3 separate regions of the Mus musculus genome follow, and regions 1 and 2 are each linked to region 3. The links are chromatin loops, found by intact Hi-C in ENCODE. Cell type or tissue: left cerebral cortex. All regions are shown on one strand. Links, peaks and the distances in the headings refer to the core of each region. The heading gives the core; the rest is flanking DNA.

Region 1 (10,653 bases), core at 1,279-9,278, 50 kb before region 3:
ATTGGTATTTATTATGTATATAATGTTCTGCCTGCATGTATGCATGCAGGCCAGAAGAGGGCATTGGATCCCATTTCAGATGGTTGTGAGCCACTGTGTGGTTGCTGGGAACTGAACCCAGGACCTCTGGAAGAGCAGACAGTGCCTCTGAGCCATCTCTCCAGCCTGACTGTTATCATTTTCACCTCTTTCCTGGGCTCCTCGATTTTTATCCTTTAGCCCATTGTGCTCACAGATGTCAAACACTAGAGTTAGCAAACCCTAAAGTGCCCTTGGCAAAGGTAGTCCATTCTCTCCTCTTCCAGCCACTCATTGGCCATCAAAGGCACACCCAGAGGTGTAACCACCAATCCCTGGAGCTTTTCTCAAACCCATCAAATTGACAAAATTAAACAGCAGGAAGTTGACGGTGGTGGCACACACCTTTGATTTCTGCACTTCAGAGACAGAGGCAGGCAGATCTCTGAACCCAGCCTGGTCTACAAAGTGAGTTCCAGGATAGCCAGGGCTATGTAGCGAAACCTTGTCTTGAAAACCAACCAACCAAACAACAACAAAAACGGTTATGCACTGTGCAGTAGAATCCACGATAGAAATGTGTGTGAGAGCATGTGCATGCCTGTAGTTTGGTTTTACGTTTAAATAGAATATCACACTGGCCTAGGTTGCCCTTGAATCCACAGCAGTGCCCTCCTGCCTCAGCCTCTGAGTGCTGGATTGCAGGCCTGAGTCAGCTGGTCTGGTTTTAGCCCATTGCTAACCTGGCTAACACAGCTGGTTCTATTTCAGTCCCAAGCATTCAGTACGCCAGAGCCAGGCCTTCCCCCACCAGGGTAAATCCTTGTTTAAACGAATCAAGGTAATTTTAGTCCCCTTGCCAGGGATTGGATGAGGAACCAGCAAGTGATGTCATTATGGAAATAGGAGATGAGGTAATGTCTGCTGGTGTGGGGGAGGGGCCAAAGGAAAAGGTTCTTGCTCTGGAAAAGGGTTCTCTTGTAACCTTTGGACAGCTTGTGAGTGTACAATACTTCTGCAAGCTGCTTGCTGCTGTCGCAGCTATGAGACAAGGAACAGACATGAGAACAGAAGCTAACACCTTAAACATGAGACAGCAGAAAAATAAAAAGGTAATTGGTTCCTGGTGATATTTAGAGCCGCTGACTTACCCGGTTCTGTTAACTCTGCCTCTCATTTCTTGCCGAGGGAGATTCAGCCATTTGAGGTCACCCTTCTCTTTCCAGCCAAAGACATTCAACATCAAACCCTACACAAGCATTCATAAAAAAAACTTTTCTGACTTTTTTTTCCCATTTATTTATTTATTTATTTATTTATTTATTTTTGCTGATGTGTGGGGTGGTGTGAAGTTCAGAGGTCAACTTGTGGAAGTTGGGTCTCCGTCCACCAAATGGGACTCAGAGGTTGAACTCAGACAAAGCCATCTGGCCAATGTACGTTCTCTCTCTCTCTCTCTCTCTCTCTCTCTCTCTCTCTCTCTCTCTCTCTCTCCCCCCCCTGTGTGTGTGTGTGTGTGTGTGTGTGTGTTTTCCTAGGCTGACCCGGAACTCCTGAATCTGTGGCTTTTTCCGGTCAAGTGATGGGTTTACAATATGAACTGCCACACCGGCTTAGAGAAACTTTTAGTTACATAATAACAACAGTAAGGCCCTAGCAGGGGGTGGTGGCTCATTCTCATAATCCGGGCACTGGGGAGGCTAAAGCAGGAAAACTAAATTTGAGGCGGGTCTGAGCTACAATGTGTCTCAAAAGACAGAAGGGGGAAAGATGCTAGATAGCACTTTGACTTTTCTTTTCTTTTTTTTTTTCTTTCTTTCTTTCTTTTTTTTTTTTTTTTTTTTTTTTTTTTTTTTTTTTGTGTAGCCCTGGCTGTCCAGGAACTCACTTTGTAGACCAGGCTGGCCTCGAACTCAGAAATCCGCCTGCCTCTGCCTCCCCAGTGCTGGGATTAAAGGCATGTGCCACCAAACCCAGCTGTTTTTTGGTTGTTTTTTTTTTTTTTTTTTAAAGATTTATTTATTTAATGTCTGTGAGTACACTGTAGCTGTACAGATGGTTGTGAGCCTTCATGTGGTTGTTGGGAATTGACTTTTTAGGACTTCTGCTCGCTCTAATCAACTATGCTTGCTCCAGCCCAAAGATTTATTTATTATTACACATAAGTACACTGTAGCTGTCTTCAGACACACAAGAAGAGGGCATCAGATCTCATTAGGGATGGTCGTGAACCACCATGTGGTTGCTAGGATTTGAACTCAGGACCTTCGGAAGAGCAGTCAGTGTCTTACTGGCTGAGCCATTTCTCCAGCCCACCCCCCCTTTTTTTTTCTTAAAGAGACAGAGTGTGGCTATCTATGTCCTAGATAAGTGTAGGACAGAGTGAATTCACCCAGCGAGTGAACATTCTTTTTTTTTTTTTAAAGATTTATTTATTGATTATATGTAAGTACACTGTAGCTGTCTTCAGACACTCCAGAAGAGGGAGTCAGATCTCCTTACGGATGGTTGTGAGCCACCATGTGGTTGCTGGGATTTGAACTCCGGACCTTCGGAAGAGCAGTCGGGTGCTCTTACCCACTGAGCCATCTCACCAGCCCGTGAGTGAACATTCTAACCCACTGAGCCAGCTGTCCGCTGCTGAGACCTATCTGAGAAAATCAAGTTTTGGCCTGCTGGTTCCAATGCTTTCAGGCTTGTGACAAGGAAGATCGTATTGTGGAAGGGCGTGAATCGGGAGAATGCTTACCTAGCTCCTCGCCTCATGACAGCTGGAAGCAAACCAAGAGAGAGGAATGGTCCAGGGGCAAGATCTCCCCTCGGGATAAAACTCCTGTGGCCACTTTCCCAAAAACCCTCCACTTCCTCCTCCCTCACTTAAAGATTTTAAATTGTGTGTGTGTGTGTGTGTGTGTGTGTGTGTGTGTGTGCTGCAAAGGCAGAAGAGCCTCTGAAAACTGTCCTGACAGGCACAAGCCGCTGTCCTGACTCACCTGTGCGTGGCTTCCATTTCAGCATCCTCATCAGGAGACAGGGCTGGATGGGCTCCAAGTTCCCTCCCACTTTAACCTGGAGTTCTGAGCCTAAGAGGAGCCTTGGGAAGGACGGGCAGGAGACTGCTGGGTGGACCTCATACAACCTGTCCTTCTCCAGACAATCCTACTGAAATCTTGAGAGTTAACAGTGTGGGGAAAGTGCCCCCTCCTTGGACCACGTAACTGTGATCGGCTTTAAAAGCAGGGGTGAGGATAACAGCAGTGTGAAGTGCTGAGTAGTCACAAGGTTCCACCCCCAGCATCACATAGCACACACAGACTGAGAGAAAAAGAGATGGCACATGAGGGAGGGAGGGAGGGAGGGAGGGAGGGAGGGAGGGAGGGAGGGAATATCAGAGGCCAGGTGTGGGGTGTGTGCCTATAATCCTGGCACTTCAGAGGTGGAGGAAGGAGGATCAAGGCCAGCCTCAGCTATATAGTAAGGTTGAGGCCAGCCTGGGCTACTTGAGATGGTATCACACAAGAAAAGAGAAGGTCTTGGGCTGAAACCATAGCTTAAAGTTTGCCTTAAATTCTATCCTCAGCAACACACACACACACACACACACACACACACACACACACACACACACTATGATTTACTAAGGCCCTAAGGCCTCTGAATCTTTCCCATTCATCTAACCTCAAGTTGTTTTAGATCTTAGCTGTATTTCTTCAAGTCCTCACCGTGTCGGGATCATCCTAACCTTGGCCTTCAGGCTCTTCCCTCCGCCTGCCCATAAGCCTGGAACTCATGGTCCTCCTGTATTAGGCTCTTGAAACTGAGATTATAGCCAAACACCAACATGTCTGGTTCAATTTGGGATCACTGAATCCTGAATCAGGAAGGAATAGCTAGGAAGAACATAGAAAATAGAACATTATTGGAACAGGTTGGTGAGTTTGAACATGGACTACCCACACACACTTATACACGATATAAATTTATATTGATGCTAAATGTCTTAAATAGAAGGTGGGCATGGCAGTGTATGCATGTAATTTTCTTGAACTATATAGCATGGCTCTCTCTCTCTCTCTCTCTCTTTCTCTCTCTCTCTCTCTCTCAAAGGTTTTACCCTTGCCTGGCCTCAGTGGGAGAGGAAGTACCTAGCTTTGTAGAGACTTGAAGTTGGGGGTGGGGGTTGGTGGGGGGTGGGGTGGCACTCAGCTCAGCGGAGAAAGGGGGGGGGGAGGGAGGAAGGATTGTGGGAAGGAGTAACCAGGAGGGAGGTAGTGATCAGGATGTAAAGTGAATAAGTACAAAATAAAATTGCATTAAACACAAAAAGAAAAGAAGAAAAGGTTTCACTATGTAACTGTGTATCCTTGGCTGGCCCAGAATTCCAAAAGGTGCAATGTAGTGCAGGCTTGCCTTGAACTCATTGCCCAGCTGCTGGGATTAACATCAAGCCTCACTACAAATGCCCTGTCTTGGGTTCTGGGACAGTGAGAAGCTGCCAGAGCCTGGGGATGAGTGGAGTCAGGACTAAGACCAGTGTAAAGGGCTCCTCCTCCTCCTCCTCCTCCTCCTCCCCTCCTCCTCCTCCTCCTCCTCCTCCCCTCCTCCTCCTCCTCCTCCCCTCCTCCTCCTCCTCCTCCTCCTTTTTCAGGTTTCAAAGGTACTTTATTTCTTTATTTTTTTCTTCAGTCTGCTGTACTTTAATGAGTCCACGATTCTTTGACTTGGCATTCACTTATGAGGTTTTTTTTGTTTTGTTTTGTTTTGTTTTCTGTTTTTTGTTTTTGGGTTTTGTTTTGTTTTGTTGTTTTTTGTTTTTCCAAGACAGGGTTTCTCTGTGTAGCCCTGGCTGTTCTGGAACTCACTCTGTAGACCAGGCTGGCCTCAAACTCAGAAATCCACCTGCCTCTGCCTCCTGAGTGCTGGGATTGAAGGCATGAGCCACCACGCCCGGCAAGACCTAGTATTTTTATTGATGAGTATCTTGCTCTATATCTGGGCAGATACTGAGCTATTCTAACCCAACTATGCTGGCCTGGCCTACTTCCCTGCCATCTTAGTCTTGCCCTGGCAATTCGTGCTCCTCCACTCGCTCCTGGGAAATCTCTTGGCCCCACCAGAGACCTCTCTTCTGGAGTCAGAAGTCCTGCCTCATTCTTTCCTGCCCAGCTACTGGCTGATCGGCTTTTTATTAGCCAATCAGAGATGATGGAAAGCAGTTTTTACACTGAGGCAGGGGATGTTTGACAATGCCACCATCTGACTGTAACCAGATCTCTGGGCCCAGTTATCAGCATCTGAATACACAGTACACAAAAACCATCCCCCCAACAAACCAGCACTGCCAAGACTCTCTTTTATACCTCCTTGCATAATTCTCCTCAACGGCCAAAAGGAACACGTTGAATATTTTGAAGCATCCTAAATTCCAGGATCCTGAAGGCTTAGAGTCAGCCACTCAAACTAGCACATTAACAGACTGTAGACGTGCCATTCTAGCTTCTGACCAGTAGGTGGCAGCAACACCTTTACCTTTCAGAACAACCAAAAAATAGGTGGGAGAGGAAAGGAAAGAGGGGGAAACGGAGTTCGGCTACCTTATAGGCATTTTATTGGCCTAGGTCTGAAGGTAGACAACCCAAATCCAAGAGCAAAAGCTGATATCTGCTCTCCACAAGAGAGGGCCTGAGGAGGAGGAGTCATACCTAAGCCACCGTGTGACTTTGAGCAAGTTGCTTCATCTGTTTATCTTCATTTTATTTAACTTTTTTCTTTGAAGAATTTTTAAATTTATCTTTACATGTGTTAGGGTTTTTTGCCTGCATGTATATCTGCGGACCACACGCATGCAGTACCCACATAAGCCAGAAGAGGGCGTTGGATCCTCTGGAACTTGCGTTACAAAGGGTTGTGAGCCACCGGTGTGGGAGCTGTGGATAGAACCCGCGACCTCCAGAAGAGGCCAGTTCTCTTCACTGCCAAGCCATCTCCTCAGCAGCACCCTGCCCCCCTCCTATCTTATTTTGTAAACTGAGAGCAAGAGCAGCAGCAATCTGGGTAGAATATCCTGATACTGGGAAATGACTGAATGTGTCAAGTGCTTACCACAGTGCTTGAAAAATACCAAATATTAGTTCTAATAAAGCGCTCTGAGACCCAGTGAGGTGAAGGTGAGTCAGGATACCCCCCCCCAACGGGGGAGATGGAGCTCAGAGACAGACACTGAGGGAAGAATTCTGTTCTTGGAGCAACTCTGTAGGTGGGAACCCTGAAGTCTGACTCTCCTTTCCCCGTGAGGTCTCCTTGGTCCCAGATACCAGAGCCTTGAACACTATCAGGACCTTGTGAGGCCCTCCTGTGCCCACCAGCACAGAGAAGGTTCCCTCTGCAACTGCAGAGTCTGTGTCCCTCTGAGCTTCAGGTCCTACCTAAGTGATGGGGAAGGGGGAGACCATGGGAGTCAAGGGACTTTTATGACAGTTGGCACAGTAATCCAGTGTAAAAGGAAGCAGGCACTTCAGGTCTTGGAGAGAGGAAGCATGGGGGAGGGTAACCACATTTCTAAGTTGACTTTGAAATTCTAAGATCTCTCCTTCCTCTGCAGCCAAAGCTGGGACCTTAGATGTGAGCCAAGGGCCTGACTAGCAGAGAAATATTAAGGACACTGGCCTATCTTGGGGATATGGCATGATGGTGTGCCCAATCTTGAACCTGGACCAAAAGGGTCTCCAACTAATACTCGGTTACAAAGACTTAGACAAGTGCCATACGGTATGCTCTCCTGTTTCTGATCCTCTGTCCTGTGGCAGAGGTGAGTGACATTGTTGACCACCCACTGTGAGTAACGTTTGTTGAGCACCTACTGTGAGTCCCAAAAGGAGACTGTTGCCAGCTCTGTTCTCTGGAGGAAAAAACTGAATCTCAACAAGACAGTAGGGCTGGAAAGATGGCTCAGCGGTTAAGAGCACTGACTGCTCTTCCAGAGGTCCTGAGTTCAATTCCCAGCAACCACATGGTGACTCCAACCACCTATAATGGAATCTGATGCCCTCTTCTGGTGTGTCTGAAGACAGTGACAGTGTACCCACATACATGGAATAAATAAATAAATCTTTAAAAAAAGAAATTAAAAATAAAGAAGACATAATTCACTTTGGGTCTTGTAGCTGTTAAGTATTCAGGCTGGTGACCTGACCTTGCTTCCAGAACCATTCATTCCCTTTACGCCACCTTAGCCTCAGCTACCCACATCCTCAGAAATATCTTGGGAATCTTGCCATCCATAAAAGACTGAGCCAAATCCCAGTCAATGTATTACACTCTCTCCTCTGTGTGCTGCCCCTTCCTCGGCCTCGCCAGAGTCCAGCTGCAGACCGGTAGCCTGCCACTAACCTCTCCGAATGCAGTTTCGAGTCCCCAGCACATAACTGACTGGTTCCGTTGCTGGTGGCCCACAGTTCCTTGCATGCACACAGCTGTTTCTCTGTAAATCTGCAGGGCAACCACAGGAGCAGAAGCAGAGAAAACAGCAGTGGCTAAGCACTAAGTGCCTAGCATTTTATAACTCATCGGATTCTCCTAATGATATGATACGATATGGGCGCTGTTGTTAGCATTCCCGTTTACGGTTAAAGAAAATAGGGCAGACCCTTTGTTCTGGCTGGTTTTGTGTGTCAACTTGACACAGGCTGGAGTTATCACAGAGAAAGGAGCCTCCCTTGAGGAAATGCCTCCATGATATCCAGCTGTAAGACATTTTCACAATTAGTGATCAAGTGGGGAGGACCCATTGTGGTGGTGCCAACCCTGGGCTGGTGGTCCTGGGTTCTATAAGAACGCAAGTTAAGCAAGCTAGGGGAAGCAAGCCAGTAACATTCCTCCACGGAGGCCTCTGCATCAGCTCCTGCTTTCTGACCTGCTTGAGTTCCAGTCCTGACTTCCTTTGGTGATGAACAGCAGTGTGGAAAGCGTAAGCTGAATAAACCCTTTCCTCCCCAACTTGCTTCTTGGTCATGATGTTTTGTGCAGAAATAGAAACCCTGACTAAGACACCTTTCAAAAAAGCCCAAAGTATGCTGCTCATTAGGTTGAACAGCCATGTGCCCCCCCCCACCCCCCAAGTCCCAGCACACTAAGGAAGGACAGGCTTACCTTCCCCTCCAGCCACTAGCTGACTGGTACTTGGCTCCTTCCACTTGGCATCCAGCACTACTCTAAGCCACCAGTGAGAACAATCCAAAAAAAAAAAAAAAAAAAAAAAAATCCTAGATTCTCCCTGCCCCAGAGGCCGACAGCTTGAGAGACACCACCACCACCAAACAAAACAAAACCCATCAATAAAACCTGTTACTTTTTCAGCCTTTACCATGTATGTGTTAAGCATGTACATATATGTATTCATTTAACACAGTGATTTCTCAGCCTGTGCGCCACAATCCCCACAGGAAGCGCATATCAGATACTTACATGGCCGTTCACAACAGTAGTAAAATTACATTTCTGAAGTAGCATTGAGATGAGTTTAAGGTTGGGGGGGGTCACCACGGCAGGAGGGACTGTGTTAAAGGATTACAGCCTCTGGAAGGTTAAGAGCCCTCCGATATTTAGCCCTCTGATGCTTTGCTGACAGGAAACAGAGGCCAACAATGAGGGTCGTTCTCTAGGGCACGGGTCCTTTGGGAAAGGGTGGCAGTTATGGCAATCTTACCTGTGGCTTTTTCTCCTCTGTCTTTCTCCTCCAAGAGCTCCCCAGCCTGGCTCCTCACCACTAGGAGTGAAACCTTCTCTGCTTTGCCTTGCTGTGTCCCCCCACAGGCTGGCCTTCCTCAGGCCACAGGAGCAGAGCCCTCCTATGAAGTTTTCTGGTCCCCTCTCTTCTAAGACCTCCTGGGAGTGAGCTAGGGGCTTAAGCAAAAGGGGCAGAGGAGGACAGAAACTTCATCTGCAACGCCCTAGTGCCAGAACCTCCCCTGTTCTGCCCAGCCTCTACTTCAGCTGTCTTCAGAGGCTCAGCTCTGCCACCAGCTCCCTGTGCGAAGAGGCTCAGGCTCTTGGGGACTGGGCTCCAGCCCTCTGGGATCATCATTTGCTCTAAGAACTGGCCTGGGTGCAGCTCCAGACCAAAGGCAGCAATTGTTCAGAGCCCTGAAAGCGCCAAGGCGCCAAGGCTTCTTCTACATACTCACCTCTGACCCACCAGCCCCCCACCCCAGCCCAGGTCTGACGAAAGGTACCTCTCTCCACTGCAACAACTGGGGTGTGGCAGGCTCTGGTTTATTCGCCTTGTTCTCCCTTCCCCAACCCCCCTTTTCTCATCCCCCTAGCAACCAAACTAGATCCATCAAAGAGCAGGACCTGGCAGCCGAGCTGGGAGAGACTAATAGCCTGGAAGGAAGGCGGGGCCTGGAGAGGAACGGAAGCCTAGGGATGCAAGCCAGCACTGGGCGTTGGCTCTGACCCATCTCGGAGGACACACGGAAGGTGGGGGAGTTCTCTGCTCTGCAGTCTGCAGGGAGCCATCCTCCTTATCCCAGTCAGGCATCCAGCCTAGAACCCCAAGCCTTCTTCTCTTACACCCGTCTCTTTCTCAGGACCCAACTGAGGTAGACTCATCCTGTTTGAGAGTCCCAGGGTCCCCAGTGGTAGCAGACACATGGCTCTCAGCAAACCCAAAGGGCTTCAGCATCCTTTCTCCTGCAGAGAATCCAGACGGCCTCTGTCCACTCCTGGGACTGCCTGTGCTGCATTCTGGAAGTAGTGTGTCACACAAAGGTCAGACACCAGCCTTTCTGCTAACTGGGGTGTGGGGGCGCTGTTAAGGGGTGTAGCTGTGTATTCCTGTCATGTCTGTGCACACATGCATATTTGTAGCCTCTACAAAGCTGGCTCAGTGAGTATTGGGCAAGTTATCTGTGGACCTGTCGGAGGACTTCTCTCTCTAACAGGCTGTAGTGGCTGGGTATCTCTCCCATCTCATCTCCCTTTATCTGCACCATGTCTGGGTACCTGCATCTCCTCTGCACTGGAGACTGGTGCCTACTAGTCTATATGTCTTTCAGCCCTGGCAGCTGCTATCCCCCACCCCCCTCCCCTTCCTACTTCAGGAATTCCTCTGGTTCCCGTAAGGCCCGTGACTGCCCAGCAGATGGTGTGGAGGGGGCACCAATCCAGTAAAGGCTGAAAGTGTACCACAGGCCCACTCAGCCCCAACAAGAGTGGGCACCTCACAGGCCCTTTCATGGCACAGACCCTTGGAACCCCGACATCCTCAGCACCCTGTGAGGTGCCCACTCTTGTTGGGGTGGGTGTTACGTCCGAGTTTGGGGGCTGTGTCTTTAAGATGGAAACATCACCATGCAACTTCTGCTGGTCCAAGGGCGGGGGTGGGGGTGGGAGAGCTGGTCAGTCCATTAGCTGCAGAGCTGGCGCCAATCACCAGCCCTTTACCGTGCCCTGGGGAGTAGGCAGAGATAAGCTCTTCCCCAGCTCCCTCTGCCTCAGCCCTCGGTTGTGGCCAATGATGGGGGGCAGTTGACAACAGGTGAAAGGAGAACCCCAGTTTCAGGAGACAGGAGGAGGCACGAATTCCCTGGCTTAGGCCAGGTTAGCTCTCCCTCCACCTACCCCACTTCTCATTGC
Region 2 (10,653 bases), core at 1,555-9,554, 220 kb before region 3:
GATTCACAACCTGGAATCTGTAATTCAGAGGCTGGGGTGATTGACTGTTCAGTGGCTAAGAGCACTCCCTGGTTGATCTCCCAGCAGACCTAAGTTTGGTTCCCAGAACCTACTGAGTGGCTCACACCAACCATCCCTAACTCCATTTCCAAGAGACCTGATGTCCTCCTCTGACCTCAGAGGACACTGCTCACATGTGGCCTTTAGATATACAATGGGCAAAACACTAAAAAAAACATTCACAGAAAAAAAAAAAAAAAAGTCTTTGTTTTGTGTATTCAAGACAGGTTTTTCTCTGTGTATCCCTGGCTGTCCTGGAACTCACTCTGTAGACCAGACTGGCCTCAAACTCAGAGATCTCCCTGCCTCTGCCTCTCAAGTGCTGAGATTAAAGGCATGCACCAACATGCACCAACAAAACAAGTATTTATGACTGGAGAGATGGCTCAGGGGTTAATGAGTACTTTTTCCTCTGGAGGACCTGGGTTTCATTCCCAGCACCCATGTGGTTCACAATAGTCTGTAACTCTAATTCCAAGGGACCTGATGCCCTCTTTTGGCTTTTTCTTTTTCTTTTTCTTTTTTTTTTAAGATTTATTTCATGTATGTGAGTACACTATCTCTGTCTTCAGACACACCAGAAGAGGACATGGGATCCCCATTACAGATGGTTGTGAGCCACCATGTGGTTGCCAGGACCTCTGGAAGAGCAGGCAGTGCTCTTAACCGCTGAACCATATCTCTAGCCCCCTGACTTTTTCTTTAACACAATTCCAAAGGTATACAAGGCACAGAGATGACCAAATGGATAAAGGACTCTATAGGCACCAAGCACACCCCTGTTGCAGACAAGCATGTATGCAAAACACTCAAAGATAAAAAATTAGTAAGTCTGGGGCTAGAAAGATGGCTCAGCAGTCTAGAGCACTGATTTCTCTTCCAAAGGTTCTGAGTTCAATTCCCAGCAATCTCACAGTGGCTCACAACCATCTGTAATGGGACCCAATGTCCTCTTCTGGAGTGTGTGAAGACAGCTACAATTTATTCATATACATAAAATAAACAAACAAATCTTATTAAAAAAAAAAAAAGTGGTGTCCGGCAGCTGGTGGTAGTGTCACATGCCTTTAGTTGCAATACTTGGGAGGCATAGACAGGCAAATCTCTGAGTTGGAGATCAGCCTGGTCTATAGAATCAGTTCCAGGGCAGCCAGAGCTACACAGAGAAACTTTGCCTCAAAACAAACAATCAAAAAGAACTCTCTAGGGGCTGGTGAGATGGCTCAGTGGGTTAGAGCACCCGACTGCTCTTCCGAAGGTCAGGAGTTCAAATCCCAGCAACCACATGGTGGCTCACAACCATCTGTAACAAGATCTGACTCCCTCTTCTGGAGTGTCTGAAGACAGCTACAATGTACTTACATATAATAAATAAATCTTAAAAAAAAAAAAAAAAAACTCTCTAAAGGGCTGACAAGATGACAAGATGGCTCAATGAATAAAAGTCACTTGCTGCCAGACCTGAAGATCTAAGTCTGAGCCCCAGGGCCCACAATGTAGGAATCAACTCTTGCAAGTTGCCTTCTAACTTCCATTTGCATGTTATGGCAGATACACACCACACTTTTACAAAAGGACTGAAGCTAGAGCTCAGTGGTAGAATATTTGGCTAGTATGTAACCTCTATATATACAGTCCAGGATGGCCTCCTGCCTCAGCCTTCAAACCCTAGGATTACAGGGGTGTGTGTATACGTGTGTGTGTGTTTGCACGCACGCACACGCGTGTATGCCACAACACCCAGCTTCTGAAGCTTACTCAACAATACTTCAAATGGGAAGTCAGGCTGATTGAGTACTTCAGCTTCTCGCAGTCAGCAGAGGTCTTTGTCCTCTACTATGCTATGGTGGCTCTTAGGTCACCCTTACAACTCTCTTTGAGAATGAATTGTGAATAGTCAAGGCAGACAGTGAGGGTTGGAGAGACAGCTCAGCAATTAAGAGTACACACTGCTTGTGCCTAGGACCCATGTACAGTGTCTAGTGCCCATGTTCAGTGGCTTATAACCACCAGTAACTACAGCTCCAAGGAACCTGATGCCTCTGGTCTCCTCAGGTACCTGTATTCACATGCAAACACATAATTTAAAAAGTAAAGAAGAGCCGGACAGTGGTGGCGAACGCCTTTAATCCCAGCACTCGGGAGGCAGAGGCAGGCGGATTTCTGAGTTCGAGGCCAGCCTGGTCTACAAAGAGCTCTAGGACAGCCAGGGCTACACAGAGAAACCCTGTCTCAGAAAAAAAAAAAAAAAAAAAGACCTACACCTTACTAGCAAACAGCCATCCTACTGTGACCGACACTGAAAGGACAAAAACAAATCTTTAACACCTAAAATATATACCACAATTCCAAACATGACTAGATGTTTTGATATAGCAGGAGGAAAAATGCCTGCTATATCAAAGGGACAAGGCTCTTAGTAAGCAGTGCATACATAGAGTTCCAGGACAGGCAGGACTACACAGAGAAACCCCACAGAGGGATGGGGGGTGGGGGAAGGAGGGGGCTTAGGCACATCTGGGTTGCCAGATCACATGTACGCCAAGCACATTCTTTTCTCAATTCTCATGGGTTATCACACACTTTTAGTCTCCACCTCTACTCTCCTTGACATCATTAGAAATGAGGGGACACAGCAAATGTCATGGTCTCAGGACAACAGCTAGTCGGATGGCATATGGCATTTAGCCACTAGAGGGCAGTATATCTGTAGTTAAGGGGATCTTCAGGACCCACAAACTTAGATGGGTGGGGCAGCCCAACAGATCTTGGTGAAGTTAAAAAAAAAAAATATAACAAACAAAAAAGAAACATCAAAATAGATGAAAAAAGGCGAGTGGTTAAGTCTTAGGGTGGGGTCCTTAGTGAGGAGAAAGACAAGAGTGAATACTAAATACTGAAGCCACCAGTCCTCAGCTCTCTCCAGACACAAACGTCAACAAAAGATTTCTCAGTTTATTTGGAAATATACATTGTTACCCCAGCAGACAGTTCTACTTCAGAACTGCCAAGGAACCAAACACCCTTACCCAACCAACACCCAAAACCTACCCAGGAGGGTGGGTCCTGGGTAATCAATGCACAAGACTCATATCCCTACTGTACAGACTGTAAAAATTGGTTTAGAAAACCAAGGAGTTAGAAGCCAGGGTCCCTGAGACATCTTGCCCCTTTGTAAACATTAACATCCAGGCTACCAGAACCTGGGATGAGTGTGCAAAAATAAGAGTGCCATACTGTGTGCCCAGAGGACAGGGGACATAGTTGGCAACCATAGCAGTTATATCCTGAGGGTCTGCCCCACTGCTGCGGGTTAGACAATGTCTGCGGCAGAAACAGGGCAGTTATTCCATGCCAAGAGTTCACATAAGATAGCATCGGCGGTCTTGTCGTCCATAAGAATTCTCCACCCGGGCAATCTCCTGGATGACTTTGATGAAGACATCTTGAGTTAGCTATAAGGAATAAGATCAGCAGTCAATCAGTTGGGTCAGAGCCGATACTATCCAGCCCCAAGGCAAACAGCGCTTCCTAACTATCCCCACCACCAATCAGCATGTAGGAAAACACGGTTAGCCTTGCCCCTGGGTCCAATCTTTAAGTTCAGCACCTGATTATCCCGAGCAGACGACTCCATAAACATCGCACCCCAGGACTCTGCTAGCTTCTTCCCTTCAACTGCCTGCACCTCTCTGGAAGCAGATTTGGAACACACCAAGATGGAAAGCAGATAGCAACGTCGGCAAGTTCTCTGAAAAATCTCTAGGGTTTAGATTCCTTCTGATGATTCACAACCCCTCCCCCAAGGTTTGAGGAGGTGAAGAAAGAGAAAATATACGTAAACAAAAGCATGATATGTAAATGCAAAACTGAAATATAAATTATGATAGGATTATCCTTAAGTGACCTTCAAAGTTAGGATGAAAAGCTCGGGGACCAGCTAGGCACGGTGACCCACCACTACATTCTCAGCGAGCACTATTTGGAAAGCTAGAGGACCTGGAGTTAAAGGACAGCCTGGGCTATGTGGTGAAGATCCCGTCTCGAAAAACCAATCAAGATGTAAAATTGCTTCAGTCAAGCATCAGAGCTGGGAAGGACTACAGCTCGATTGATCCCTGATACAAGTCACTTTCCATTGCCTGAGCAGCGGAGTCTTACCCACCTCTCAGGAGAGAGATCTGCCTTGTTCCCCACAAGCAGCACCGACAGCCTGGGATGACAAAGCAGTTGCTACAGTTATGCTTGTAAGATCCCCTTCCCCATCCTCCATGGACCCCAGCTACTCCAACTCCATCAAGGCCAGATGATTCCCAAACAAGCCAACTGTGATCTAGGTCTAGCCTCCTTGAAGAGTTCACTCACCCTTTCGCTTCCTTCCACACCCTCAGGTCTCTATGTCCTAAAGCCACTTACCGGGTTTTACCGTGGCCTTCGTGTAGCTTTTGGTACAGGTTCTTAACGATCTGAAAGCTTCAAACATAAGAAACAGAGCTAGGGTTTTAGTTCTAGGATAACTGCCCAGTCTTGACAAGCCCCCACTCAAAAACCTCCGTGCGTACCTGCGCAGAGAGTTAACCGAGTATACAAGAACGTAACCATGGACCCCGATGATGAGCGAGTAGGGCAGAATGCTGTACTCATCCTAGCAGCAAACAAAAACGTGAGTATGTACACCCATGCCTTCAAACGGCGTAAGCCAGTGGCATAGCACACGAGTGACCCTCCCGGGACATTCCTCGCTCCGGTCTCTTCCATCAAACAAATTTTTATGAAGTAGCTCCACTGAGCCCTGCACACTGCTAACAGCTCAATGCCTTTCTTTTCATACTACATCCCACATGAACCCCCCCCCCCCCACACACACACACACTACCAGACTTTATAATTTAGGGCTGAACTATAACATTTGGACACCCTACCGCAACTGGTACCTGCCCTGCTGTGTCCACCAGATGTAGGTGAAACTCATCTTTGCCAAGAGTCACTGTCTTGCTGTAAGCTGGAAAAACAAACAAAGAAGAAAGCTTCTTGACTGTGAGGTGCTTTGTGGTCCCAGTGATGTGTGTTCCGATACAGTCCTGACCCCAGGAGTGACACACTGACTTACTGTCTTCAGCCACACCTGTGGTTCTCAACCTTCCTAATGCTTGATCCTCAACCATAAAATTATTTTTGTTGCTACTTCATAGCTATGATTTCGCTATCGTCGTGAACCGCAATGTACATATTTTTGGAGGTACAGGGTTGCAAATGGGGTCTCAACTCAGAGACTGAGAACCTCTTGATCTATACTATCCTGGTCTAGAACGGCACAAACGCCACGCTCTAGACACTAGAATGGGACTCCCAGAGCTGATTAGTGGACCCTATAAACAAACCATCCTCTTTGCAACAAAGAAATCTCAAATTATGGAGTTTGAGAGGGCACCCAGTCTATCTAGGTTCCATCCCCTTCACACTAAAGAAAATTACTCATGCCAGGTGGTAGTGGCGCACGCCTTTAATCCTAGTATTCCAGAGGCAGAGGCAGGAGGATCTCTGAATTCGAAGCCAATCTGGTCTACAAAGCTAGTTCTAGCAGCCAAGGATACACAAAGAAACCTTGTCTCAAAACAAAAAACAAAGTGGTGGGGGGTGTTGGGGGGGGGATGCAACTACTTACTATTCTCCACTGTAGGATCGTAGCCTTCCAGGAACTCGCCTTCCACAAATTGATGTGCCAAAGATGTCTTCCCTTTAAGGACCAAAGATTGTTGTAATATAGTCATCCATCCATATTTACACCTTTTGTCCTTTCGGACTGTGGCCAGGACCAAAGGGCACCTCACATCAGCATCCCAGATTGTGGGAGCTCCCAAGCAATGCTTACCCTTTGTCTTTTATTACCATCATCCTAACAAGTAGATTTCCGCGACGTTTTGGTGATTCGATGCATTCAGTGACGCTTCAGGAAGCCCTTTCCTGCCCCACCCCATCTCACCCTTTGAAAAAGATTCCCCGGGATCTAGTGCACCAGGCCAAGGACACTTGCAAGTGTCTAGCCGGCAGAGATCTCCACCACACCTTCAAATACTGATCCCACCCCCGCTCCCAGAGAGAGCAACGCGGGGACGACTGGTGCAACCACAGCCCGGTACACTTTAACCCTTGCGCGCTCCTCTTCCAGCATCCCTCCACCCTTCCATCTCCTGGCAGCAAAACCGACTTCTTCCCAGGCCACATTGGGTCCTCGTGTCACATCTCCGCGACAGCGCGCCTCTTCTGGCCACAAAGCAACCGTGCTCTCGGGAGGGCGGGGACTTACCTACGGAGCGGTACCCTAGGATGGCCACCTTCCTGTAGCGCACCAGCGGCATGACAGGACGCCGCCCCGCGGGGCTCGTAGGAGTGCGGGCCGAGGGAACCCGAAGATCAGCCGAGGTGCAGGCCGAGGTGGACTCTGGGAAGAAGAGTAGCTCGCTGAAGCTACGCCCGGCAAGCCAAGGAAAACCAAAACAAGCCGCGCGCCCGGGGCAGCCCACGTGATCACAACACAGCGGCTGTACGCAAGGGAGCTGGGCGAGGGGGGGGGGGCAGGGGAGGGGACAAGACGAGCGGGATACCTAGCCGGGCGGCTCCCGGCTCCGCCCCACATGCTGCTCCCCATTGGTCTATTAGAATAGAGGAGGGCGGAGTCACCCACAGGAGGGAAGGGCGGGCCTCACGTGGAGCGGGATCTTTGGGAGCTGCACATGCGTAGACCTGAGCCTGTTCATTCATAAAGAAAGAGAAAGGAACCCGGGGTCCTAGAGGTACTTGCTGCCTAGCCAAAGAAGCTGGGACTCTCAGATGGAAAACACCTGTTGTGAAAATACAAAACGAAAAGGAAAATATCTGTTGTGGTTCGGCTGGAGTGTTTGCTTTTGAGACAGGGTCTTACTGGTGTAACCTGACTGGCCTACAGCTCTCTCTATAGATCTTGCTGGCTTCAAACTCACTGGGATCCACTTGCCTCCTCCTCCCCAGTACTGGATCAAAGGGGTGCACCACTACACGTGGCTTTGGGCTGGAGGTTTTGTTGAAAAGATTCTAGGCCCTTGAAGCACGGATTTAATCCCAGCACTCGAGAGGCAGAGAAGGGCATGTCTCAGAGTTTGAGGCCAGCCTTATTGACAGAGTGATTTTCAGGACAGCCAGGGCTACACAGAGAAACCTGTTCTCAGGAGTGGGGGTGGGTTCTAGGCCTCTGATTTCACAGAACTGGAGTTCTTGTTGTTTGGGAAATTATTTCAGTGTGTATGCAGTCTTAGGTTTCCTTATCATACCCAGGACACTCATTTATTCAACAAATACTGACTGAGGCAGGAGGATGCTGAGTTTGAGACTGGCCTGGGCTATACAAGATCAAGCCACCCAAGACCTTGTCCAGAAAAAGGGAAAAAGGAAAAGAAAAGCATACGTCTATAATCGAAGGATTTAAGAGGTGAAGACAAGAAGGTCAGGAGGAGTTCAAACTCATTACGGCCTCAGCTATGTAGTGAGTTTGAGCCCAAAAGACCTTGTTCTAAAAAAAGAAAAAAGGCTGTTGCCCATGTTCCGCATGCTCTGGACAAGACACTGTTGCAGGCTTGCTAAAAGAGATAAACATGGCATCTGTTTTCCTGGCATTTAAATTTATTCAGAGTTTGGAGCTGCATGAGGCCAGCCTTGTTTGCAGTCCCCAGAACACACACACACACATGCACACACACACATATGCACAAAACCTTAGGGAGACAAGTATGTATGTCATGGACAGCTTCAAATTAACCAGCGGGTTCATCCCGTTGAGGTAGAACCTAGGAAGTTGGCCGCTGGTGGCCGGTGTTCCTAAGGCTCTGCTTCACTCTGGTTTGTTTGGTTTTTGTTTTTTGTTTTTTCCAAGACAGGGTTTCTCTGTGTAGCCCTGGCTGTCCTGGAACTCACTCTGTAGACCAGGCTGGCCTCGAACTCTGCTTCTGCCTCCCGAGTGCTGGAATTAAAGGCTTGCGCCACCATGCCTGGCTCTGCTTCATTCTGGACTCTTCATGCCTGCTTTGGTTTGCTGTCTGCCGTGAACAAACTCTTCCATCACACGCACCCACTATCCGTGAGACTGCGCATGAACTTAGAGCTAAGTGGTCATAGACTAACCATATGAAGTTCTGAGCCAAAAAGGAACCTCTCTCTCCTTTTCAGTTATTTAGCCACGACAATACAAAATTGTGACTTAACGCTATGCTTCCCAGGACTTCTTTGTTTTCCACGGCTAAGAATTCACCTCCTTCTTGGTACTTAATAAACATCATTATCATCATAAACAGCGTTGGCAGAGGTGGCACACACCTTTAATTTCAAGACTCATGAGTCAGAGGCAGGCAGTTCTCTGCATTCAAGGCCAGCCTGGTCTTCAGAGAGAGTTCCAGGACAGCCAAGGCTACACAGAAAAACCCTGTCTTGAGAAAATAGTAATAATAATAATAATAACAATAACATCACTATTACTTAGTGGCTTAAAAAAATATGGAGTTTGGGGAGATTTTTATTGTTTTTGTATTTCATTGTTTTTTTAATTGGGTTTAAGTTTTTTGAGACAGGATCTCTCTATATAGCTCTGACTTTTCCTGGAATAGGTTGGCTTCGAACTCACAGAGATCTCCCTGCCTCTGCTTCCCTGTGCTAGGGTAAAGGTGAGTGCCACAAGATTGGCTTCCTTGCCTTTGTTTCTTTGTTTCTTTGTTGGAGATACTATGTAGCCCTGGCTGGCCAAGAGCATTCTTTGCCATAGACCCTAACTAGCCTGGAACACCCAGAGATGCACCTGCCTCTCCTTCCAACTGCTGACCCAGAAAAACAGTGTATTCTTTCTGGGAATCTGGGGTTTGAATTAGCAGCTCTCTTGTTTCCTGTCCTGTATTTGTTCCTGGGGTTGAAGTCTCAACTGAGGTAGAAAGTCCAAAAGGACCTTGAGTATCTGGGCCTGTGTGCTGACTATTGGCTGAGTCAGACTCTCTGTCTCTGTCTCTATCTCTGTCTCTGCCCACCCCCCACTCCCTTCCTGTGTCTTTCATTAATGAGTGATGGAGCCTGAACTTTGAGGCAGAATGGGATAAGAAAGCAAGGGCCTCTTGGGCTTTGGGCCCTGGAAATGGCAAGTAATTGGTTTCTCTAAAGGAAAGTGTTCAATCCAGGGACTACAGCCACAGCTTATAAGAGTTCCCAACTTGCCTGAGCTACATAACAAGGCCTTGCTTCCCCCAAAATAATGAATAGCCAGCCTCAAATTGTCCAGGATGAGCCTGAACTTTTCTTTAATTTTTTTTAAAAAATGTATATGGGTGTGTTGCCTACATGTGATCCCTTGGAACCAGAGTCACAGTTGTGAGCTGTCATGTGGACACTGGGAAGTAACCCTGTTAAACTTGGAATCCTCCTGCCTCTGACTCCAGAGAGCTGGGAGGATCTGTGCTGCTAATGATTGATTGACTCCTGGGCTTGAGGCTCTACCAACTGAGCTATAGTGCCAACCCACACTGTTGTAGCTAGAGAAGCTCTCCTGGTACTCAGTCCATCTCCGTTGCTGCTGGTGTCTTTTTTTTTTTTTTTTAAAGATTTATTTATTTATTATATGTAAGTACACTGTAGCTGTCTTCAGACACTCCAGAAGAAGGAGTCAGATCTCGTTACGGATGGTTGTGAGCCACCATGTGGTTGCTGGGATTTGAACTCCTGACCTTCGGAAGAGCAGTCGGGTGCTCTTACCCACTGAGCCATCTCACCAGGCCCGCTGCTGGTGTCTTAATGAGAAAACAGCTGCATCCTTTCTCCCTTTTCTCACTCCAGTCTTAGCTACTGCCCAAGCAAGGCTCCATTCAGTATCAGGGGTATTTTTTCTTCTTCGAGACAGCGTTTCTCTTCTAGCCAAGTTGGCCTCAAATTTAATTTTGGCAACATTATGGTTTATTGGCAGTCCATATGTTTTTTTGGTTTTGTTGTTGTTGTTTTTTAAATAATTTTACCATATAGCCTATGCTGATCACAAACTGAAAATCCTCTTGTTTCAGGCTCCCAGTTGTTAAGAGTTTTAAGCCACCACACCTGGCATCAAGTGATTTTTTTTATTTTTTTATTTTTTTAGCGTTTGAAGACAGGGGTTCAGCCGGGCGTGGTGGTGCACGCCTTTAATCCCAGCACTCGGGAGGCAGAGGCAGGGGGATTTCTGAGTTTGAGGCCAGCCTGGTCTACAAAGTGAGTTCCAGGACAGCCAGGGCTATACAGAGAAACTCTGTCCCATAAAACCAAAAGAAGAAGAAGAAGAAGAAGAAGAAGAAGAAGAAGAAGAAGAAGAAGAAGAAGAAGAAGAAGAAGAAGAAGAAGAAGAAGAAGACGACGACGACGACGACGACGACGACGACGACGACGACGACGACGACGACGACGACAGGGGTTCTCTATGTCCTAAAAGTAGCTTTGTTGACCAGACTAATACTGTCCTGTCTTCAGATACACCAGAAGAGGGCATCGGATCCCATTACAGATGGTTGTGAGCCACCATGTGGTTGCTGGGAATTGAACTCAGGACCTCTGGAAGAG
Region 3 (10,653 bases), core at 939-8,938:
ACCCCGTTTCAAGAAAATGCCAGGCCTCTAGCCAATGGCGCCTCCTATCGGACTAGAGTGACACTGCGCTTCTTTTTTTTTTTTTTTTTTTTTTTTAAAGATTTATTTATTATTTATATGTAAGTACACTGTAGCTGTCTTCAGACACACCAGGAGAGGCTGTCAGATGTCATTAAGGATGGTTGTGAGCCACCATGTGGTTGCTGAGATTTGAACTCCAGACCTTTGGAAGAGCTGTCAGTGCTCTTAACCGCTGAGCCATCTCTCCAGCCCAAAAGATTTTATTTATTTATTTATTATATGTAAGTACATTGTAGCTGTCTTCAGGTCTCATTATGGGTGGTTGTGAGCCACCATGTGGTTGCTGGGATTTGAACTCAGGACCTCTGGAAGAACAATCAGTGCTCTTAACCGCTGAGCCATCTCTCCAGCGACACTGCGCTTCTTATCCCCCCCTCTCCTGAGTAAAATCCAAACCATCCACATCAAATCAAGAAATGCTCCAAATCCGGGCGAGCCCAAGTGGAGCCAAGAGGAAGTTCAAGGAGTCCAGGTTTTACTGTGGATTCTTTGGCTCTGGTTCCCAGCTGACAAATCAACATCTCAATCTGACAATTAGTGGTCCGGGGTTGGGGTAGGGTAGGGGGAGCAGGGCCCTTGCTGCTGTGGAGCCCTCCCGGCGGGAGGCAGAAGTGGGCGGTGCTGGCAGTGATGAACGACTCAGGGGGGGCCCAGGGCCCCGAGCGCGCATTCATTACTCTACTGACAGGCGGACGGGGGCCGGGTGGGCGGCGAGTGGACGTGCTGGGAAGGAGGCCAGTGACAGAAGCGGGAGCAAGGGAGCGTTTAACAGTCCCATCGCTCCCTCTATTCCTGGCTTTTCACTTCGACCCCCGGCCTTGACTACCTTGAACTTGGACTCCTGGTTGTTGGCCGGCTCCTTAATTAAAGAATGAGGGAGTCAGAGGTGGAGACAAACTCTGTCCTTGGATTAGGTGATTTAAGGTCAGATACCGAGACAGGATGTAGCTAGGTTTTAAAACTAGGCGCTTTGGTGCCTGACCTCAGAAGAATTGTGCGTGATTGCTCGCCCAGACAATGGCGTGTGCGTGGCGACCATGGACAGAGTGGATGGTTGCAAAGGCATCAGTGACTATGCGTGTCAGTGTCGGTGATGTGTCCCACTGATTTTATCCTTGGAGGATGAGCCACCACACCCATCCCGATATATGCCCCCCCCCCCCAACTTGCTGTCAGCTCTGCAGTTCTGGGGAAATGGCAGCAGCGTGCAGGGTGACAGCTGAGGTATGCTCCTGCGGATGTGTGGGGTGTTAACTGTGAGAGTGCTGTGACAACTGATCCCTCCCAGCCCTAACCCAAACACTGGAAGCAGTGGACACTCCTCCCCTCGCCCAAGTTTAGGTATCTAATTGCTTAGTCTTGCAGATGTGACTATTGCAAGAGTTCTTCATGACCTACATGGACAGCATATGCAATCTCCAGTACCAGTGCGGGATCTCCAATCCAGCTGGTCTCCCCTGGCTGGTGGTGATCTCCGAGAAAGGAGTGAGACTGAGCAAACACCTGTGTGATGCTCAAGCCAGAAAGACCAGATTCTTTTCTCTATCTTCCTTTCTTCTTCTTTCTCTGTTGTTGTTGTAGTTGTTGTTGCTGGAGACCGGGTTTCTCTGTATATCCTTGGCTGTCCTGGAATTCACTCTGCAGACTAGGTTGGCCTCAAACTCAGAGATCCACCCGCCTCTGCTTTCCCAGTGCTGGCATTAAAGCATGACCTGGGCTGCAGACCCCAACACCCAGATCTTTTGATTTCTAAGCGAATCCATCTCTTAGGGCCCAGAGAAGTAGTAGTTGCTGAAGACCCAAATCTTTGGACTCTTGCTTGGGCCTAGCTAATTACTAGTCCACAGCTTGGGAAGACAATACTACTTATAAATTACATTATAGTCATCTCTTTTTCGCCTAGCTCTGTCTCCACTCTTCCATTCATTCTCAAACCACTAAGAAGTTGAGACTGGCCTGACCAGGGCTGGACCTCCTGCACTTTATATAGAGAGCAGGGGATTCTGGGTCTCTGGAACATTGCTTTATAGGGCACCTCTAAGGCAGCTTCTGTTTGCCTTGCTATTCCCAGGTCTACATTGTTCTTGGGGCCACTCTAGTTTTGTCTCTTTCCCCTATGTTTTAACCTCTTTCAATTTTGTCTCGTCAAATTTGGGGTGGTCTTTGCTCCTCTTTGGGTTCCTGCCTCTGGGAATGACCCAGTGTAATAGTGATGTGCTGTGGAATCCAGGCAGCAGAGGTAGAGCTTCCTTGTTGCCACAAATGAGAACACAAGAATGACCAGGCCATGCCAGGGCACGCCCGCCGTCGCTTTTCATTCCGGGCACAGGCGCCTGGTCGATGCCCTGCTGTCCACCCTCCCCTGCAAACGGCCCTCCTCCTGGCCCCCGCCCCCTCCACCGGCTTGGAAAAGGCAAATTTGACATTTTTAAATCCCGAGCCTTAGAGGGATCGATGCGGCCCGAGGGCCCCGCCCGGGGTCGATATTCCTGATTGGGAAGCGGCCGCTGAGCGGAGCCGGGGTGTAAATCACCCGGACTGGGGGGCGTTGCGGGGGGAGGAACCAGGAAACCTACTGAATCCCACGCGCGCTCAGCGGCAGCTGGAAGGGTCTCTGCTCAGGCTGGACCGAGGGCGACCGACTAAGAAAGACAGGATTTAAAAGAAGCCGAGAGGAGCCCACCCAAGGCCTCCCCCCTCCCCCGTCTAGTCCTGCCAACTCCAGCGGCCGACTCCGGTCTCGCTTCAGCGGCCGCCATCCTCCGTTGCCCCTGGAGCCGCGAGGGAGGCCGGTGTCGGAGCCAGCCATGCAGCGTCTCCTCTCCGGCCGCTCCCGCGGGGCCCGGGCTTCGGCGGCGGCTGTCACGGAGCCGACAAGCTGGGCTGGCGGGGAGGAGGCGGGCGGGGGAGGTGTTGGGGGCGGAGGGGGGCAGCTGGAAGCCAGCGCAGTTCTCGCTCAGTGGGCGCAACAGATGTTTGCAGAATAGAGGAGCGACAAGGTGGTCTAGGGTAGCGAGCGGCGCCGGGGTGAGGGGACCTGGGCACACTTAGGAATGAGAGTGCAAACCTGCGACGTGAGCAGGCGCTGGAGGGCGCCGGCCAGAGAGACTGGGGAAAGGCTAAGCAACTTTTGGTCCTGTCTGGTCATCGCCTCGGCCTCCAGTACCTGCCGCGTTCGGTTGGGGAAACCGAGGCAGCTGAGACCGAGAGAGGCCTGGAAGATGAAAAATCGGGGACGGTGGCGAAGGTTGGGGTGGCCATCAATTTCCTCACGGGTTTCTGTATCAGCCAAGGCCAGCCCTGGGCCAGTGGCGGGTAAATACGTTACTATGCCCTCGACAGCTGCTCACACGCTCCCCTCCCTCCCGCTTCAGCTTGTCAGATTCCCCCCACCCCCACCCCACCTCCCACCCCGAGCCAGTTTATAGAACAACAATTTGGGGAAAACAATCCCGGCCGAGTGACGGCCCCGTAATTGTGACAAAGTGAGTGCGGACGGCTGGAGAGAGCGTAGGGCGGGAGCGAGGCAGGGCGAGGCGCAGGCAGGGGCTCCTCTCGCCCACCCTGTCACCCCTGTTCTCATTCCGGTCACCTCTCATCCCTCTCCTTGACTCTTCCTCAATTCTTCTTCTCTAGGTCCCCTGTGCCTCCCTTCTCGTTTCTCCATCGCTCTGCCCTCTCCTCACAGTAATGGTCCTCCTCTCGCCCCTCACCCTCCACCACCCTCCTCCAGATGTGCCTTTTCCTCGCTCATTTCTCACTCTCTTCTCCGTCCTCCACTCTTTTCTCCATCTTTTTCACGCGCTTACATTGCCCTTGGGTCCCAGGGCTCTACGGCAAAAATCTGCTTCGCTCCCTCCCCAGTCCGTCCTTTCTAGGCTGGGCCCGAAGCCTTCATCCCTTTCGCGTTTTTGGACACTTCTGGGCCCCTCCTGCGAGCAGGAGACCTGGCTCCCCGGGGTCCCCTCCCCCTCCAGGCGGTTCGCACTGGGCTCCCGGCTCCCGAGCGAGTTTGTTTGTCCAGCGGCGGCGGCTGCTTCTGCCCGCGCTGTTTGCCAAGCTTAGCGCGCCGCCGCGCAGAGCGGGCCCAATTAAGTCTCATTCATTATTCAGCGCCCCCGTCCGCCCCCCGTCCCCAGCCGTGGCTGGGTTGTCGTTTTGTCGCCCCTCCTCAGCCCTAAAGGGGCCATATCTAGTCCCCAGCTAGAACTAGACGTTGGAGGGAGCTAAAACATTCTGCCCACTGTTGACAAGTGACCCTAAGTGAAGCCCACCGGCTCCATCCCTACCTCTAATCAAGCCTGGGGAATTTCGTAGATCCAAGCTTCTTTTAAAAGAAACTGAAGCTCAGGAAAGGGTGTGACTTGGCCAAGGTCACGGAGCTGCTCGGGGATTGTAGCCCGGGATGTTGAAGGCATCTTGTAAGCCAGCTCCATTCCAGCGTCCAAGCGAGAAGGCAGGCTCCTCTCCCCCGAGTCTCCCTGGGTTTGCCCTTACTCTTCTGATGGCTCGCCCCCACCCTGTATCCCTTGCTGGTGTGGGTTCCCCCCCCCCCCTTTGCTTCAGGCTACAAGGGTCTGAACAGCTTCTGGCTCTATGGATTCTGGGCTATGCAGGCTCAGACTCCCAGGTCTGGCTGTGGAGTCCCCTAACTGGAAGGCCTGGAAGCAAGGTAGTGAGGCAGAATTGCGGGTCTTGAGGGGCTCTCTCCTTCACCTCTGAGTGGATGTCTCTCCTTTAAGAAATTAGACGTGATCCTATAATGGCCGTCTTGGAGTACAGAGAGAAGCGAGACAGGGATCACCTCCCATTTGTGGCGGAGAGGAGAGGAAGTCGAGATTTTTAATTTTATTGATAGAGTCGCCCTTTTTCTCCCGCCAGGTAGCTGCACGGTTCGGACAGCTTTGACCAGGAATGTCCCAACCTTGCAAAAAGGAGATCTGGGACTTTTGGGGACCCTCCCTTCCGTAAACGGCAGCGCCATCTGGCGGTGTTAATGAAGTGCTGCAAGAGGTGCGCACTGCCGGGAGTGGGGCGCGGTTCCAGGCCCTACAGTGTAAAACTGGGTGAGTCTGGGGAAAGCTTCCCGTAGAGAGGGCGATCAGAGCCCAGGAACACAGGACCGGAAGGTGGCTACGAAGGGGCTGACCAGGGCTTTCGGGGCGGGGCCTGCAGGAGGTGGCCTGACTTCAAACACAGTCACCCAGCACTGAGGGACAAAGTCCACTTGTGTGGAGGTGAGAGCAGTTACAGAGGGGCCATTTTGAATCTGTGTTCAAAGGCAATGGCTGTTCTGAAGCAGCCTGGAAGCCTGGGCTGCCAGGTACTGCGGCCCTGCTGGGACTGCCTGAGGGTGAGTTTGCTTGAAGTAGGTAAGACGATTGGCAGGCAGATTTGATATTCTGAGGATTTTTGCGGCCGCTTTGTAGAGTGCCTTCGATCTGGTTGATAGGGATAGGATGGCTGGGCTGTGGGGTGCTAAGGTCTGGGTCAAAATGTTCTCCAGAACGTTTAAGTGGAAGGAGTTCAGGGTCCCTTTCAAATTTGGCTTGTGGGAGAACGGCATAGTCTGGGGAGATGGGAAAGCTGGAAAGGGCTTTGGCCGAGTTACAGAATGCACCCGCTTACACACACACACACACACACACACACACACACACACACACACACACACACACACACACGATGTTAAAGGAGTGAGTTTGGCTAAGACACTGGCTTTCAAAGGGGTTTGAAACAGTGAAAAAGTATTCTCTTCAGCCCTTTCCTGTGAGCCATTACTATTCCAGAGTCTAAGGGGAGGATAGAAATTTAAGCTTCTTTTTTCCCCCTTCTTATTCTTTCTCAATTTTACTTTATGTACACGGGTGTTTTGCTTGAACCTTTGTGTGTGCACTGCATGCACTCCTGATATCCTTGGAGACCAGAAGAGGGCATCTATGAGCTGCCATGTGGGTGCTGGGAATTTAAACCCCAAGTGACCCCTGGGTCACCCGTTAGTCCCAAGCTTTTGAGTTGTTGTTGTTGTTGTTCAGGCACCTAGTTCTCAGTGTCCCAACTTAAAGTCACTTAAAACATTCTCTTCCTGGGGGTGGAGAGATGGCTCAGCCGGTTAAGAGCACTGACTCTACCTGGTGGTTCACAACCATCTGTAATGGGATCTGATGCCCTCTTCTGGTGTGTCTGAGCACAGCTACAGTGTACGTATGCATAATAATGAATAAATCTTAAAAACAAAAACATTCTCTTCCTTGGACATGGTGGCACATGCCTATAACCTCAGCACTTGAGGAGGTAGGGGCAGGAAGACCAAGATGTCCTCAGCTATGGCCGCATAAGACCAGTTTGGAACGTGCAATAAGACTGTGCCTCAAATATCAATAAATTAATAATAAATAAATGAAAATATTTTAATTGAAGCATTTCCTCCCTTAAATATGGAGTCACTGTGATTGTAAATAACAGGACTGGGGTGCTAACGGAAGATAGGAGACATCTAGTACCTGAGAGACCCCGAGGTAGGGCTAGCTTGATTTTTATTACTGCTGAGCCTTTCTCCTTGCTTCACCTCTCAGGCCTAAGGATGACCCTCCAGACTGCAGTGATTCTCACAGAGGACCTTGAGATTTCTGCAATTTGATCAATGTCAAACGCCACTGGATTTTCTCTGAGACTCTTGCCCTAGAGGATGGCCAAAGGGCTGCTGATGACCTATGTCCTTTGGGCTTTGGGGGGTCCTGTTGGGCTCCACCACCTGTACCTGGGAAGGGACAGCCATGCCCTGCTCTGGATGCTCACCCTGGGAGGTGGTGGGTTGGGCTGGCTCTGGGAATTCTGGAAGCTCCCGAGCTTTGTGGCTCAAGCCAACAGAGTCCAGAGTTGGAAACAGAGGCCGGAAGAGGAGAGACCACCTCTCAGTCTCCTTCGCTTTGCTTCCCAGATAGTAGTGGGTGTCTATTTTGGTCTTGTGGCTCTAGTCAGCCTTTCTTCCATGGACAACTTCTATATAGTGGGCCTCCCACTGGCTGTTGGCTTAGGGGTCTTGCTGGTAGCTGCTGTTGGTAACCAGACCTCAGACTTTAAGAATACCTTAGGAGCGGCCTTCCTCACGTCCCCTGTGTTCTATGGCCGCCCCATAGCCATCCTGCCTATCAGTTTGGCTGCCAGCATTACAGCCCAGAAGCATCGACGATACAAAGCCTCAGCGGGGTCAGAGACACTTAGTGTGCGGCTCTACCGCGTGGGCTTGGCTTACCTCGCCTTCACCGGCCCTCTGGCCTACAGTACGATGTACAACACAGCTGCCACCATTAACTACGTGGCAGAAACCCTGGGTTCCTTCTTGAGTTGGTTCAGCTTTTTCCCACTTCTTGGCCGCCTCGTGGAGTCTGTCTTGCTTCTGCCTTGCCGGATCTGGTGGCTACTGGTCGGAGGTCCTGGCTTCAACAGCAGCCGGTTCCAGGAGTGGGAAAAGCTCTATGAGTTTGTCGACAGTTTTCAGGATGAGAAACTTCAGCTGGCTCACCAGGTAAGCCTTTCTTCCCTCTTCGGGTAAGTCTCCTCAGAGAGGAGAGCCTGTCTGGACTCTGAGCGATGGAAGCCCTGCAGGAGCTTGTAGCTTGCATGAGGGAGCTCTGTTCTGAGTCTGGCCAGCTATGCCTTGAAAGGGGATCCTGGCTTCTTTGGGCTTCATGAAGGTACATGAGGAAGACACATGAATAATAAATACTTTTGTTGTTGTTGTTTTGTTTTGTTTTTTGTTTTTTGAGACAGGGTTTCTCTGTGTAGCCCTGGCTGTCCTGGAACTCACTTTGTAGACCAGGTTGGCCTTGAACTCAGAAATCTGCCTGCCTCTGCCTCCCGAGTGCTGGGATTAAAGGCGTGTGCCACCACTCCAGGCTACTGTAACTGGGAACACACCAGAAGAGGGCATCAGATCCCATTACAGATGGTTGTGAGCCACCATGTGGTTGCTGGGAATTGATCTCAGGACCTCTAGAAAAGCAATCAGTGCTCTTAACCGCTTAGCCATCTCTCTAGCCTTTTTTTTTTCTTCTTCTTCTTCTTCTTCTTTTTTTTTAAAGACAGGTTCTTACTGTGCATCCTTTAGCTGGCCTAAACCAGGATAATATGGAGACCCAGGCTGGCCTCAGTTTGTATTCCTCCTGCCTCTGTATCATGAATGAATATTAGCAAGAAGTACCACCTGTCAGCTAGATGAGTTTTCAGTTAGTTTCTTTCTTTGTTTCTTTCTTTCTTTCCCTCATTATTTATTTTTTTTATTTATTTATTTAGTTTTTTGAGACAGGGTTTCTCTGTATAGCCCTGGCTATTCTAGAACTTACTTTGTAGACCAGGCTGGCCTCAAACTCAGAAATCCACCTGCCTCTGCCTCCGAGTACTGGGATTAAAGGCGTGTGCCACCATGCCCGTCATCCTCCTTATTTTTCTTTGTCCAAGTTTTCTTTATTCTTGACAATCAAATAAACTGGATCACCTAGTACAGATCTGACTTTTTGCATTCAACATTCTGTTTATAAGACTTATTCACATTTAACATGCAATTTGAAACAATCTGCGTTCATTGCTCTATCATATCCTGCCCAAATATTTTTTATTAGATATTTTCTTTATTTACATTTCAAATGTTATCCCCTTTCCTAGTTTCCCCTCCGAAAATCCCCTATCCCCTCTCTCCTCCCCCTGCTCCCCAACTCACCCACTCCTGCTTCCTGGCCCTGTCATTCCCCTATACTGGGGCATAGAACCTTCACAGGACCAAGGGCCTCTCCTCCCATTGATAACCAACTAGGCCATCCTCTGCTACATATGCAGCTAGAGCCATGAGTCCTACCATATGTACTCTTTGGTTGGTGGTTTAGTCCCAGGGATCTCTGGGGATACTGGTTAGTTCATATTGTTGTTCCTCCTATGGGGCTGCAAACCCCTTCGACTCCTCGGGTCCTTTCTCTAGCTCCTTCATTGGGGACCCTGTGCTCTGTCCAATGGATGGCTGTGAGCATTCACTTCTGTATTTGCCAGATACTGGCAGAGCCTCTCCGGCTCTCAAGAGATAGCAATATCAGGTTCTTGTCAGCAAAATCTTGTTAGCATCTGCAATAGTGTCTGGGTTGGGTGGTTGTTTATGGGATGGATCCCCAGGTGGGGCAGTTTCTGGATGGTCGTTCCTCCAAATCTTATTTATTCGCTCTATTGTTAATATTTAGGTCATTTCTAGCTTAGGACTTTTTTTTTTTTAAAGATTTGTTTATTTATTTTATAAATATGAGTACAGTGTTGCTGTCTTCAGACACACCAGAAGAGGGCATCAGATCTCATTACAGATGGTTGTGAGCCACCATATGGTTGCTGGGAATTGAACTCAGGACCTCTGGAAGAACAGTCAGTGCTCTTAACTGCTGAGCCATCTCTCCAGCCCCAGGACTTTTTTTTTAAAGATTTATTTATTTATTTTATGCATGTGAGTACACTGTCACTCTCTTCAGACACACCAGAAGAGGGCATCAGATCACATTACAGATGGTTGTGAGCCACCATGTGGTTGCTGGGAATTGAACTCAGGACCTCCGGAAGAGCAGTCAGTGCTCTTAACTGCCGAGCCATCTCTCCAGACCCCTAGCTTAGGACTTTTTTTTCAATGAAGTTCCTGTAAGCATCTTCTCAGGTTTCTGGTGGGCGTACAGACACTTATTTTTCTTGTGGAGGGGGGAACCTTGTGGAGGATATGGAGTTCTAGCCTGGAAATTGCGGCTGCCAGTAAAGGAATCCTGGGACTGACGTGATATCCTGAGGCTTTTTGGGGATGGGGGCATTGTTTGTTTTGGGGTTCCTTTGTATTTCTCTCACTGCTATGGATCAAACCCAGGTCCTTACTCCAGTCAGGGACACACTCTACTACTGAAATATACCCTTACCCAAGGAATGAAGTTCTGTCTGAGGCTCTGGGCCATTCTAGTTCTAAGGAGCTTGATTTAGCAGAAAGCAGGTAGAGACCCTGGGACCCCAAGCACTTAGGAGAGGCTAATTTGTGAGTTCTGTTCCACTGAGGTTCTGGGCGTCCCAGAAGGAGCAACTAATGAAGAAATACATCGGAGTTACCGGGACCTGGTGAAAGTCTGGCACCCAGATCACAACCGGCACCAGACGGAGGAGGCCCAGAGACACTTCCTGGAGATCCAGGCTGCGTATGAAGTCTTGAGTCAGCCCAAGAAGCCTAGAGCATCCTAGAGGTGAAAAGCAACCACTTGAGGATGGACTCAGTCTTGTCAGCACCATCCTCAAAACCCAGGACCTGACAGTTAAAGAAACTGCTGGCAGCAGAGGGGAGGGAAACCTTACAGGGATGAGAAGGGTAGAGAATATATTTATGTGTTGAATTCTTGACTACCGTCTCCTCGATTATACTCTCTTAAGACGGAAAAGTAAAAGGAATATTATAAAATTAATAAAAATATATCTTTCAAAGGCTATACCACGGAATCCTAGCCCAGGATATTGTTATATGATGAAGAGATCATTTAACTCCTATAATTGCCTTCAGCACTCAGTTAG

Evidence for each region. Hi-C counts contacts between places; a loop is a spot of excess contacts. Peaks named below come from ENCODE experiments on the same cell type or tissue, not always from the same donor. Only the 100,000 strongest peaks of a DNase experiment are listed, where the experiment ranks them.
Region 1: it touches region 3 in a loop (5-fold over the local background); 14 of 42 quality-filtered maps call a loop at or near these places.
Region 2: it touches region 3 in a loop (2.2-fold over the local background); 3 of 42 quality-filtered maps call a loop at or near these places.

The regions. Positions count from the first base shown.
Region 1 is chr15:99,044,152-99,054,804 of GRCm38, forward strand. It overlaps Gm41399 (a long non-coding RNA gene), which reads left to right. Exons shown (of 3, transcript XR_875655.2): 3 at 6,620-7,684. It also overlaps a transcript of Prph not described here. Among named protein-coding and RNA genes, the nearest start is that of Prph, 5.7 kb to the right of the region's middle. In left cerebral cortex, for the core only: CTCF peaks have their summits at 5,536 (motif pointing right) and 5,842 (motif pointing right); a DNase peak (open chromatin) is centred at 5,524.
Region 2 is chr15:98,874,783-98,885,435 of GRCm38, forward strand. It overlaps Rhebl1 (Ras homolog enriched in brain like 1), which reads right to left and starts at 6,632. Exons shown (of 8, transcript NM_026967.4): 1 at 6,368-6,632; 2 at 5,726-5,797; 3 at 4,995-5,062; 4 at 4,623-4,705; 5 at 4,477-4,533; 6 at 4,226-4,273; 7 at 3,671-3,752; 8 at 2,978-3,515. The coding sequence starts at 6,419. The coding sequence ends at 3,423. It also overlaps a transcript of Dhh not described here. In left cerebral cortex, for the core only: CTCF peaks have their summits at 2,751 (motif pointing right) and 6,354; DNase peaks (open chromatin) are centred at 2,763 and 6,653; H3K4me3 peaks cover 1,410 bases; H3K27ac peaks cover 694 bases.
Region 3 is chr15:99,094,167-99,104,819 of GRCm38, forward strand. Dnajc22 (DnaJ heat shock protein family (Hsp40) member C22) reads left to right here and starts at 5,318. Exons shown (of 3, transcript NM_176835.2): 1 at 5,318-5,434; 2 at 6,657-7,609; 3 at 10,150-10,543. The coding sequence starts at 6,770. The coding sequence ends at 10,329. In left cerebral cortex, for the core only: CTCF peaks have their summits at 5,076 (motif pointing left) and 6,027 (motif pointing right); DNase peaks (open chromatin) are centred at 4,107 and 5,090; H3K4me3 peaks cover 1,184 bases.